Linked DNA regions of Homo sapiens: regions 2 and 3 are each linked to region 1. A link is a contact called in ENCODE Hi-C data. All regions are on one chromosome and are shown on one strand. Each heading gives the region's core, a stretch centred on a gene start or an enhancer-like site at or near the end of the contact. The rest is flanking DNA. Distances are from core to core; before and after follow the strand shown.

Region 1 (2,996 bases), core at 218-2,717:
TTGAAGAGGTCAGCAGCCATGGCTTGGTATAAAGAGCTCCCCTGTTCCTCAGAGGCCTAGAATTTGTTTATGAAGGGCTCTGTTTCTTGACAGACATGACAAGACACAGTTTTTGAAGTCCTCCGCATCAAAGAATGTACACTTAGTTCAGCATGAACTTCTGCTTCAAGACCAGAGCGAGGTAGCTGCTTTACTCCAACTTTTGTAATGCTCCAAGAGATTAAGTGCCCTCATCTTCAGTGGACATCAATGTTTTGATTAGACAACTAACTTTCCTAATAAATTTCTGGGCTTCTTCTGAATAATCTTTCAAAAATTTTAGTGAGATTTCTGTACATACACTCGGGAGACAAAATCATGATATCCCTAGAGTTTTTATTACATCCTCATTATTCTTACCTATTTCTTCAGCAGTCCTAGCAATGAGAACCAGACAAGATCATCTTGGCCAAACGACCAATACTATTGGTTTACTGCCCCGTTTCAGTTGGAGACAAGAACGGTGGATCCTGGTCACCTCCACGGAGGGAACACAGAGAACATTCACTGTTAAATATGACACCTATAATTAGGAAAACCTATGGTTTTACCATAGCAGTTTTACAGACGAGGTTATTTTTGGGGTGTTGAAAAAACAGCAATTAAAAGCTTCCAACACAGTTTATTCATGCCCCAATAAATTATTTCCCCACCAAGTATACGCTCTTAAAGAAACGCCTGATGTCTGGCCTCAGTGTCCTCACGGGCTAACGTGGCAATTATTAAGGGTGTAGAATTTGAGCAAACTTTCTAAACCTCTCCTGCATGTCTTATTCTAATTCCACAGCCCCTTAAATCGCCTCCCTGGGATCCAGGCGGCTTGGAAAAAATGAAGTCTGAACAGCCAGAGACCTAAGGAATCAAGTTTCATTTACTAAGAAAAACTAGAAGGACTGCGATTAGATTAGGCAAGGTGGGAAAGGGATACCGGCAAGTAAAGCGCCGGAAACTTACAACTTGGGTTATTTTCTAACTGGCGTCTTGCAAAGGGACACCATGTAGGTATCCCGCTCGTCAACTTGTAAATGAACTTCAGGTTCTCTTTGGTGGCAGGAGAATTCTGAATGTGAGAACCTGGCGGCCGTTCAACGACCCCGCCCTCGGGGTCCCCAGGGGGCGTCCTCCGGCAAGCCTGATCGTCTGGGGCCAAGGCGCAGGGCGAGCAGGGAGGGAGGAGGAGAACCAGGGCCGGTGGCCCCGAAAGCACACACAAAGCGGCCTGACTCCTTTGGTGGGAACTTCCCCGGCCGCCAGCGGAGCGGGAGCGGGAGGGGGCGGCGGAGAGGGGGGGCGGCGGTTCCCCTCGCCGAGGCGGAGAACAGCGCGCGCTAGGCTCTGGGCGCGCGGCGAGCGCAGCGGCCGCCGCCTCCTCCCTTCCCCGCCTCCGCCGGCGCTGCCTCCTCCCTCCGCCCAGCTCGGCCTCCCTTGCTCCCTCCCCTCCTAGCTGGCTTCGGCGGGGACGGCGGCGGCGGCGGCGGGCGGGGAGGGCGTGCGCCGGCCGAGAGGTGTCGGCGGCGAGGCAAAGGAAGTTTCAAGTGGAAGGTCGTCCGTCGGCCGGCGCGTCCTCCTGCTCTCCTCCGCAGCATCATGGCGGAGCCGAGCGGCTCGCCCGTGCACGTCCAGCTTCCCCAGCAGGCGGCCCCGGTGACAGCGGCGGCGGCGGCGGCCCCGGCGGCCGCGACAGCAGCGCCGGCCCCGGCAGCTCCCGCGGCCCCGGCCCCGGCCCCGGCCCCGGCGGCACAGGCTGTCGGCTGGCCCATCTGCAGGGACGCGTACGAGCTGCAGGAGGTTATCGGTCAGTGCGGCGGGCGCGGCGGGGCCGGCACAGGCCGGGCGCCGAGGCCGGGCGGGAGGGGGCGCGGGATGCTGGGCTAGCCTGCATGCACGCCCTGGAGGCAGAGAGGCCGGCTTCGGGGCCTACTGGCTTCAACAGTTTTTTTTTTTTTTTTTTTTTTTTTTTTAATTTTTAATGTATTTGTTCGTTCTATGAGCGTTGGTGCTGCAGGAGGCGGCGCGGCGGATGTGACTCGCACTGCAGACGAGCCGCATGCTGCAAACTTTTATCTCAGGGATCGCCGGGGCGGTGGAGCGGAGGACCAGGCGGCGCCGCCGCATCTTCCTCCCCCCGCGTGCCGGGACCGCAGCCCGTGGCCGGTGGCCACGCGGACAGGCAGCCGCGGGTGGGGTGTGGTTGCGGGGGCCCCGCCCTGGGTTTCCAGGGCCCCGGGGGCCGCGTCCTGGGGGACTCTGCGGGCGCAGCCGCTCCTCTGCCTCCCGTCGTGACCCTCTCGTCGTGGGTAACGGGGCCACGTAGAAGCCGCGGAGGCCCCAGTGCTTTTCTGAGGCCGGGGAGGATGCTGGCCTCTCTTCCTGACAGCCGCCACTCCACGCCCGCCTTGCAGCCCGGCTCTCCGCGCCACTCGGCGCGCCCGGGTACCCGCCTCCCTCCGTGCCAGGGTGCGCCGCCTGCCGCCCAGTCCGGCTCCCCGGGGAAAGCGGGTGCCCTGGCCTCCTGCCCTGCACCGGGCCGATGCTTCCCTCTGTTTCAGGCCGAGCTGCAAGAGTGAAATCCGAGGCTGCCGGTGATCTGCTCTCTGCCTTTCGTTGCCTTCTGGCCGGCTCACAAATATCACCTTATCTTACATTTTTAAATACCTGGCAGAGTCGCAGGGCTCGGCGTTACTTTTCCTTGGGCCAAGCACTTGAAGGGCCAGGAGATTTGTTTTGTCCCTTGACTTAGAACCTTCCCTATTGGATCATCCAGTTTGAGAGTCTTGTCACTTAGGGAAGCCTCCAGGTTAAGTGGGCCCTCAGCGTCTAACCTTACTGACGCAGGGATGGGATGTTGCCTTTCCAGAATCTTGGTATATAAGTACAGCGATGAAAAAGGAGTTCAGAATATTTATCTTAAGTATTTTTTCTAACTTTCACTTCAAAAAATTCTTCACCTCCTTTTA
Region 2 (2,983 bases), core at 133-2,632, 1.2 Mb before region 1:
AACCCCGTCTCTACTAAAAATACAAAATTAGCCAGGCGTGTTGGTGCGTGCCTGTAATCCCAGCTACTCTGGAGGCTGAGGCAGGAGAATTGCTTGAACCTGGGAGGCGGAGGTCGCAGTGAGCCGAGATCGCGTCATTGCACTCCAGCCTGGGCAACAAGAGCGAAACTCTGTCTCAAAAAAAAAAAAAAAAAAAAAAAAAAAAGAATGACAGAAAATGTCATAGAAAGTGCGCAATATGTTACTACAGTCCGTAATTTTACGAATTCCTTTCTCTTTCATCTTCTTAAAGGGTCTAACATGTTAGCATTAGATATCTAGCTATACTTAACCTGAGAAATTTATCAATATTTCATTTTTCCATCTAAGGAGGTGAGGTCCATGATAAGGAACGATTCCATCTAAGGAGGTGAGGTCCATGATAAGGAACGATTCCACCTAAGGAGGGGAGGTCCATGATAAGGAACGATAAGAAGTAGCTAAGAAGCTCCATGCCATTAATCCAGGAATCTTAGCTTTAGCGTTTCTCAACACTTAGTAACCCAACCGGCATTTCCCGCCCTGGATTTTGGAGTAGGAGGTTTCTAACCACTTTTTCTTTACGATACTTTCCAAAAACATGGTTTCTATTTAATGTATGATAATTTCCAAAAACAGGTTGCAAAAGAAGACTCCTTCTTGTTGGTGACTGATATGAATAACTAGATGAAAGCTTACCAAGGACATAAAGTTTGCGCGGTTAGTAATTTTTGACGACTGCCTTACTCCCACCTCCCTTATTTTACAGACATGAGGATTCTAGCTTGAATGATGAAGACATCTGCTCAAGGGCCCACACTGTGGGTCGATATTACACATCTACTTTTAGAACCCTAGTTTCCTGAGTCCCTGACCTACGTTCCTTCCATGAAACTGAAATCCCAAGCTCACGTGGGTGTATACGGGACGCTAAGCCCCGGGTGGCCCCGGTCGTGCTCAGGTTCACATTCCTGATCCGTCCCGCGGGCCAGGATGGGGGAACCGGAGGTCGCATGGGACCAAAACTGTGTAATGCCGATGCGCTCTTGCCGCGGCGCCGGCCTCGAGAGGGCCACAGTGGCCCAACCAGCCTGAGGTCTCTCGAGGCGCGGACGACCGGCGCAAGCCTCCCACCCTCACCAGGGCCGCGAGCTGCGGAGGTGCAGTCTCCGCCCGCGGGTCCCTAACGCGCACGGCGGCGCCCTCTACAGGGTTGAAGATCCCTCGGGAATCTTGGAAACTCACTGCGCGGACAGGTCGAAACGGACATCCCGATCCTCCCAAAGCGCATCCAGCACCGACATGGTGAACAAGGCCCGTGGCAGGATCTCTCCACAGCCGTGCAGGCCTAGCTGCGTCTCTCTGGCTCCAAGGCAACGGGCCGCCTCTGTCACGACGTCTACGGCGGGCGCCGAGACTCAAGCTTCCGCGAGAGTGCGCGCGCGTCGCCCAGCTCTTTCGCGTCGTTAAGCCGATTTGAGATGCGAGGCAGGATTTAGGAGTCTCTGAGAAGCCCAGCTGTGTCCGCCAAGGGGAGCGTGCCTGACCTCTGGGCGACCTTCCTTGCCTCCAAACAGACATCCTTTAGCCATTTTACCCCTCTCCTTATTTCTCTTCACCGTCAAGAGATTCAGGTTATTAGCCGGGCATGGTGGCTTCTGCCTGTAATCCCTGCAGTTTGGGAGGCCGAGGCTGGAGGATCACTTGAGGCCAGGAATTCGAGACTAGCCTGGGCAACATAGCGAAACTTCATCTCTACAAACACAAACAAACAAACAAAACCAACCCAAAATTAGCCAGGGGTGGTGGTGCACGCCTGCAGGCTCAACTACTCGGGAGGCTGAGGCGGGAGGATCTCTTGAACCCAAGAGGTGGAGGCTGCGGGGAGCTATGATCGTGCCTCTGCCCTCCAGCCTAGGTGATAGAGATATAGGATCAACAGGTTCGTATGCCTGCTGTGCAGTAACAAACCCATTACACGAAGACAGCAGAGTTTGCAGCAGGGAAAGAGTTTAATGATTGCAGGGCACCTAGCAAAGAGATGGGAAGAGATCCTCGAATCTATCTTCCCAAGAGTTCTGGGCTGAGGTTTTTAAGAGGATCACAGAGGGCGAGGGGCTGGAAAATTGGGGTCCTTGATTGGTCGGAGTAAGGGAGATGAAATCATCAGGATAGGGAAGCTGCATTCTTTGCTGAATCAGTTTCTCACGGGTTCCTCAGACCAGCTGGCATCAGTGGGATCCTTCAGGCCAGCTGAGGCAGTAGTTTCATTGGTATGCAGGATCTGAAAGACTATCTCAAAGGGAAAACTGAGTATTTCATAATGTTCAAGTTGTTCTCTATAGAGCAATAGAAGGGAACTATAATCTTGTGACAGGGTCTGCATGATTCTAGGACAATAGGCACCAAACAACTCTGAGCAAGCAGGTCAGAGAGGAAGCTGACCTCATGATTAATGCCGAATTGGCTGCAAGCTTGGTTTATTTTTGTCCCCTCCCCCACACTTTCTTCCCTGATTACTTTTATAAATTTTATTGGGATGGTTTTAGAATGAGGAAAAAAGAAATTTAGAGTTAAAGCTTCAAATTCCTTACCTGGGCCTAGCTCAATGTGGCCCTGCCTATGTCTGCAACCTCCAACCACCCTCACTTCTGGCTGCTCTCTTGCCAGACAGGGCTCAGAGACTTTGGAGGGCCCCCTTCCTTTGCCTGGAACACTGTTTCCCCAGACCTCTGCATAGGCCTGCCCTTTGTCACTTAAATCTCTGCTTGGGCTGGGCGCTGTGGCTCAGGCCTGTAATCCCAGCACTTTGGGAGGCCGAGGTGGGCGGATCACCTGAGGTCAGGAGTTCGAGACCAGCCTGGCCAACATGGTGAAACCCCATCTCTACTAAAAACCCCAAATTAGCTGGGCACGGTGGTGGACGCCTGTAATCCCAGCTACTCGGGAGCCTGAGGCAGGAGAA
Region 3 (3,073 bases), core at 139-2,638, 1.4 Mb before region 1:
CTACATCTAGGTGACTTCTTGCCCACTTTGCATTATCCTGTGGGAACTGGGGCTTTAGGGAACTCAGGCGAAATTGCTGATTTACTGGCTACTGCTGGGAGTAATTCATTCCTGAAATGAATAGTCTTGTGTCTTCCATGAAACTGCCAGGCTAAGTTAGCCTGCAAACAGGGTAAAAATCTCTGTTCCTTCCCAGTTCTTGAAACTTTTTTTTTTTTTGAGACGGAGTCTCGCTCTGTCGCCCAGGCTGGAGTGCAGTGGCACGATGGTCGGCTCACTGCAAGCTCCGCCTCCCAGGTTCACGCCATTCTCCTGCCTCAGCCTCCAGAGTACCTGGAACTACAGGCGCCCGCCACCACGCCTGGCTAATTTTTTTGTATTTTTGCTAGAGACAGGGTTTCACCGTGTTAGCCAGGATGGTCTCGATCTCCTGACCTCGTGATCCGCCCGCCTCGGCCTCCCAAAGTGCTGGGATTACAGGCGTGAGCCACCGCGCCTGGCCCCCAGTTCTTGACACTTTTTAAGGTATAGTTCCAAAAACCTACCAGCGCTGTATGTGCACAAACTAATTTCTGTCTTCAAATATTTTCTTAATTATTCCATACTTACCAGCATTATTACGTGGAACATCTGATAGAAAACCTAAAGAAAAATAGCACGACTATGTGTTAGAACATTCGTTATTAAAAATCTTTTTGTTCTTTCATTTTGAGAGACTCCAATTTGGTGCATTATGTGTACACGTCAGAGCCAACTTGTTAGTAATGAAGTTATCTGTACATCAATGTGTTAGAAAAGCATCTTTTGAAACCAAACGCGCAGCTACTCCTAACAGATTTCTGTGGTCATGTATTTACCAAGAAATTTAAAATATCTCAAAGGTCCTAACGTAAATATTCTAAGCATATCATTACGTTTTAACATTCCTATTTTTAAAAAACTTGGCCCCATCTAGTCCTGACCATGCCTCAGAAACCAAAGGATTAAAAAAACAGCGTTTATGTCAGCGAATCCGCGGGTTTTTATAGTTAAGGGAGGGCTTTGCTCCTCACACTCCACCCGCGAGGAGATCTGCGGACGCACACACCACGCCTAGGCCTCGCGCGCTCACACACCTGCCGGCTCCACCCCGAGGGTAGGCATCGGACCCAATCGGGGGTCGTCCCCCATGGGGAGCGCGCAGGTGGGGATGGGAGTAGCAGGCAGGGCGGGGGCCCACGGGCTTCTCACTGACCCAGTCCCGCCGTCGGCAGCCGCCCCGGCGCCCGTGACGCTCCTGCGGGTTCAGTCCTTTGGCCTCGCCCCACGCCTGCCCTCTCGGCAGCCCCACTCACAAGCCCAGCTCGCAAGCGCAGGCGCCTCTCTTCTCTAGCCCGACCGCCAACTGCAGCACCTCCCTTGTTCCTCGGCTACGGCTGGCGTCACTTCCGGCGGCGTTGCCAAGCAACCGCGTGGTACGAGTAACAACTCCACCGGCTGGCGTCCGCGGCGCTTGGCGCCACAGTCACTTTTCCAGATCTAGGAGCATCATGGACACCTCGTCAGAGATGCTGGTACGGTTTGGACGGCGCTGTGGACGGGCGAAGGAAAGTACAGGTGAGCTAAACTGACCTATCCAGGGACAGGGATTGTTTCTGGACCCCCGGCATGGAGTGAGAGGCGAGGATGCCGAATGAGGGCTTCAGTTGCCTTTTGAAATGGACTCCACCAGGTCGAAAGCATCCTCAATAAGCATCTTTGGGCTCTGTGTGAAGTTAGGCCGTCTTGCCCTCAGGTGAATGGGTGAAGGAGGGAAACGGGGAGTGGAAGTGGGTGGGAGAATGTTTACAGAAATAGGGGTGGAGAAAAGATAGGAAATCAGAGACCCCCACCCCCAGCCCCAGCTGACCTAAAACTGCGCAGTTGCAGCTCTGAGAGTCTGGGTTTTGTTAAATTTCCCGCACGCTTAAAGTTTGTTATTCACTGATTGAATTGGAATATCTCTTGGAAATATAAGTCACCTCTTTAGAGGCTTGGCTCTTCTGCAAACCTGCTGATTGGTCTTTACTAAAAGTCTCTGAAGGAAATATCTCCATTTCCTCCTCTCTAAAGTAAATATAAGGTCTCTCTCTAAGTCAAATGCTTTTAGAGAGTTAAAAAAAAATCGTGTGACATAAAGTACTGTAATTCAGGTGACCTGTTATAACAATTTGATTTTGGAATAGAAATAGACTTCTAAAGAACTCTATCAATTCTAGCTACAACAGTTTCTTACGTCTGTAAATTAGCAATTAATGTTGTCATGGTGACAACTAGAACTTTGGCAATTTGAAGTATCTTCATGTCATTGCCCGAGCTTCTGTAGCAATAGTGCCCCCTGCACCAGATGCAGAGTGACAGCCAGTCATTCTTCACTAGTGGATATTTATGCAGTGGAGGTTTTATGAGGTTAGCAGCGGACTTTTGCCATGTAAAAGGAAAGAAACAGTACCAACATGGCCAGTTTTGGAAAAGCACAATTAGTCCCACACATTCACTTTCCTGCATATGCATTTCTGCACTACCTGGTTTAGATTTACCTAATAGTTGTTAAATAATGTTTTGTGGCAACTAGCTCAAAAGCTTCCACCTGAGCCTCACTGCTAAATTTTAATCTCCATTTTTAGGGGAAGGCTAAGTTGGAGAGAGGTTCAGAGATGTGTGCAGCTATTAGTAAAATAAATAATTTATAAAGATTTAGTGGGATGACATCAGCCAGAATGGTGAAATAGGATCTATGCCTGAAATCCTCTCCTCCATAAAATCAACAAGAACAGTGGCAAAAATCATCAATATCGACTTTTTCAGAACTCTGGAAATTAACCAAAGGCTTGCAACAATTTGTAGAGTGTTTACTAAAGAAAAACAGCTGGATTTTTGTAACAACAGCAAGGTTTTTGGCATTTTAACTTGCCATAGTCCTATACTTTTCTCCCAGCCCCGTGTCAGCCTAGATAACCACAGTAATCACAGTGAAAAATAGTGACTTAGCAACTGGTAGAGGGGACAAAACAGAATTTGACCCACTCCAAAGCCAGACAACTGTTATTATTCG

The links. Hi-C counts contacts between places; a loop is a spot of excess contacts on that map. Pooled maps may share reads with other maps.
Region 2: a pooled map shows a loop between it and region 1 (10-fold over the local background). The contact joins the promoter of BBS5 here to the promoter of STK39 in region 1. A Hi-C loop is called at or near these places in 4 of 50 pooled maps.
Region 3: a map of OCI-LY7 shows a loop between it and region 1 (5-fold over the local background). The contact joins the promoter of PHOSPHO2-KLHL23 here to the promoter of STK39 in region 1. A Hi-C loop is called at or near these places in 2 of 168 maps with a recorded cell type or tissue (OCI-LY7 and naive thymus-derived CD4-positive, alpha-beta T cell) and 6 of 50 pooled maps.

Annotation. Positions count from the first base shown.
Region 1 is chr2:168,246,066-168,249,061 of GRCh38, reverse strand. It overlaps STK39 (serine/threonine kinase 39), which reads left to right and starts at 1,467. Exons shown (of 18, transcript NM_013233.3): 1 at 1,467-1,834. The coding sequence starts at 1,627. It overlaps LOC107985959 (a long non-coding RNA gene), which reads right to left and starts at 1,101. Exons shown (of 5, transcript XR_007087282.1): 1 at 994-1,101. RefSeq lists silencers at 1,262-1,511, 1,722-1,771, 2,132-2,181, 2,272-2,361, 2,382-2,581.
Region 2 is chr2:169,477,893-169,480,875 of GRCh38, reverse strand. BBS5 (Bardet-Biedl syndrome 5) reads right to left here and starts at 1,382. Exons shown (of 12, transcript NM_152384.3): 1 at 1,264-1,382. The coding sequence starts at 1,322. RefSeq lists enhancers at 1,109-1,448, 1,459-1,568.
Region 3 is chr2:169,692,784-169,695,856 of GRCh38, reverse strand. PHOSPHO2-KLHL23 (PHOSPHO2-KLHL23 readthrough) reads right to left here and starts at 1,388. Exons shown (of 5, transcript NR_144936.2): 1 at 1,235-1,388; 2 at 610-642. CFAP210 (cilia and flagella associated protein 210) reads left to right here and starts at 1,452. Exons shown (of 9, transcript NM_001085447.2): 1 at 1,452-1,596. The coding sequence starts at 1,530. It overlaps PHOSPHO2 (phosphatase, orphan 2), which reads right to left and starts at 1,388. Exons shown (of 4, transcript NM_001008489.4): 1 at 1,235-1,388; 2 at 610-642. RefSeq lists a silencer at 1,080-1,359 and an enhancer at 1,490-1,669.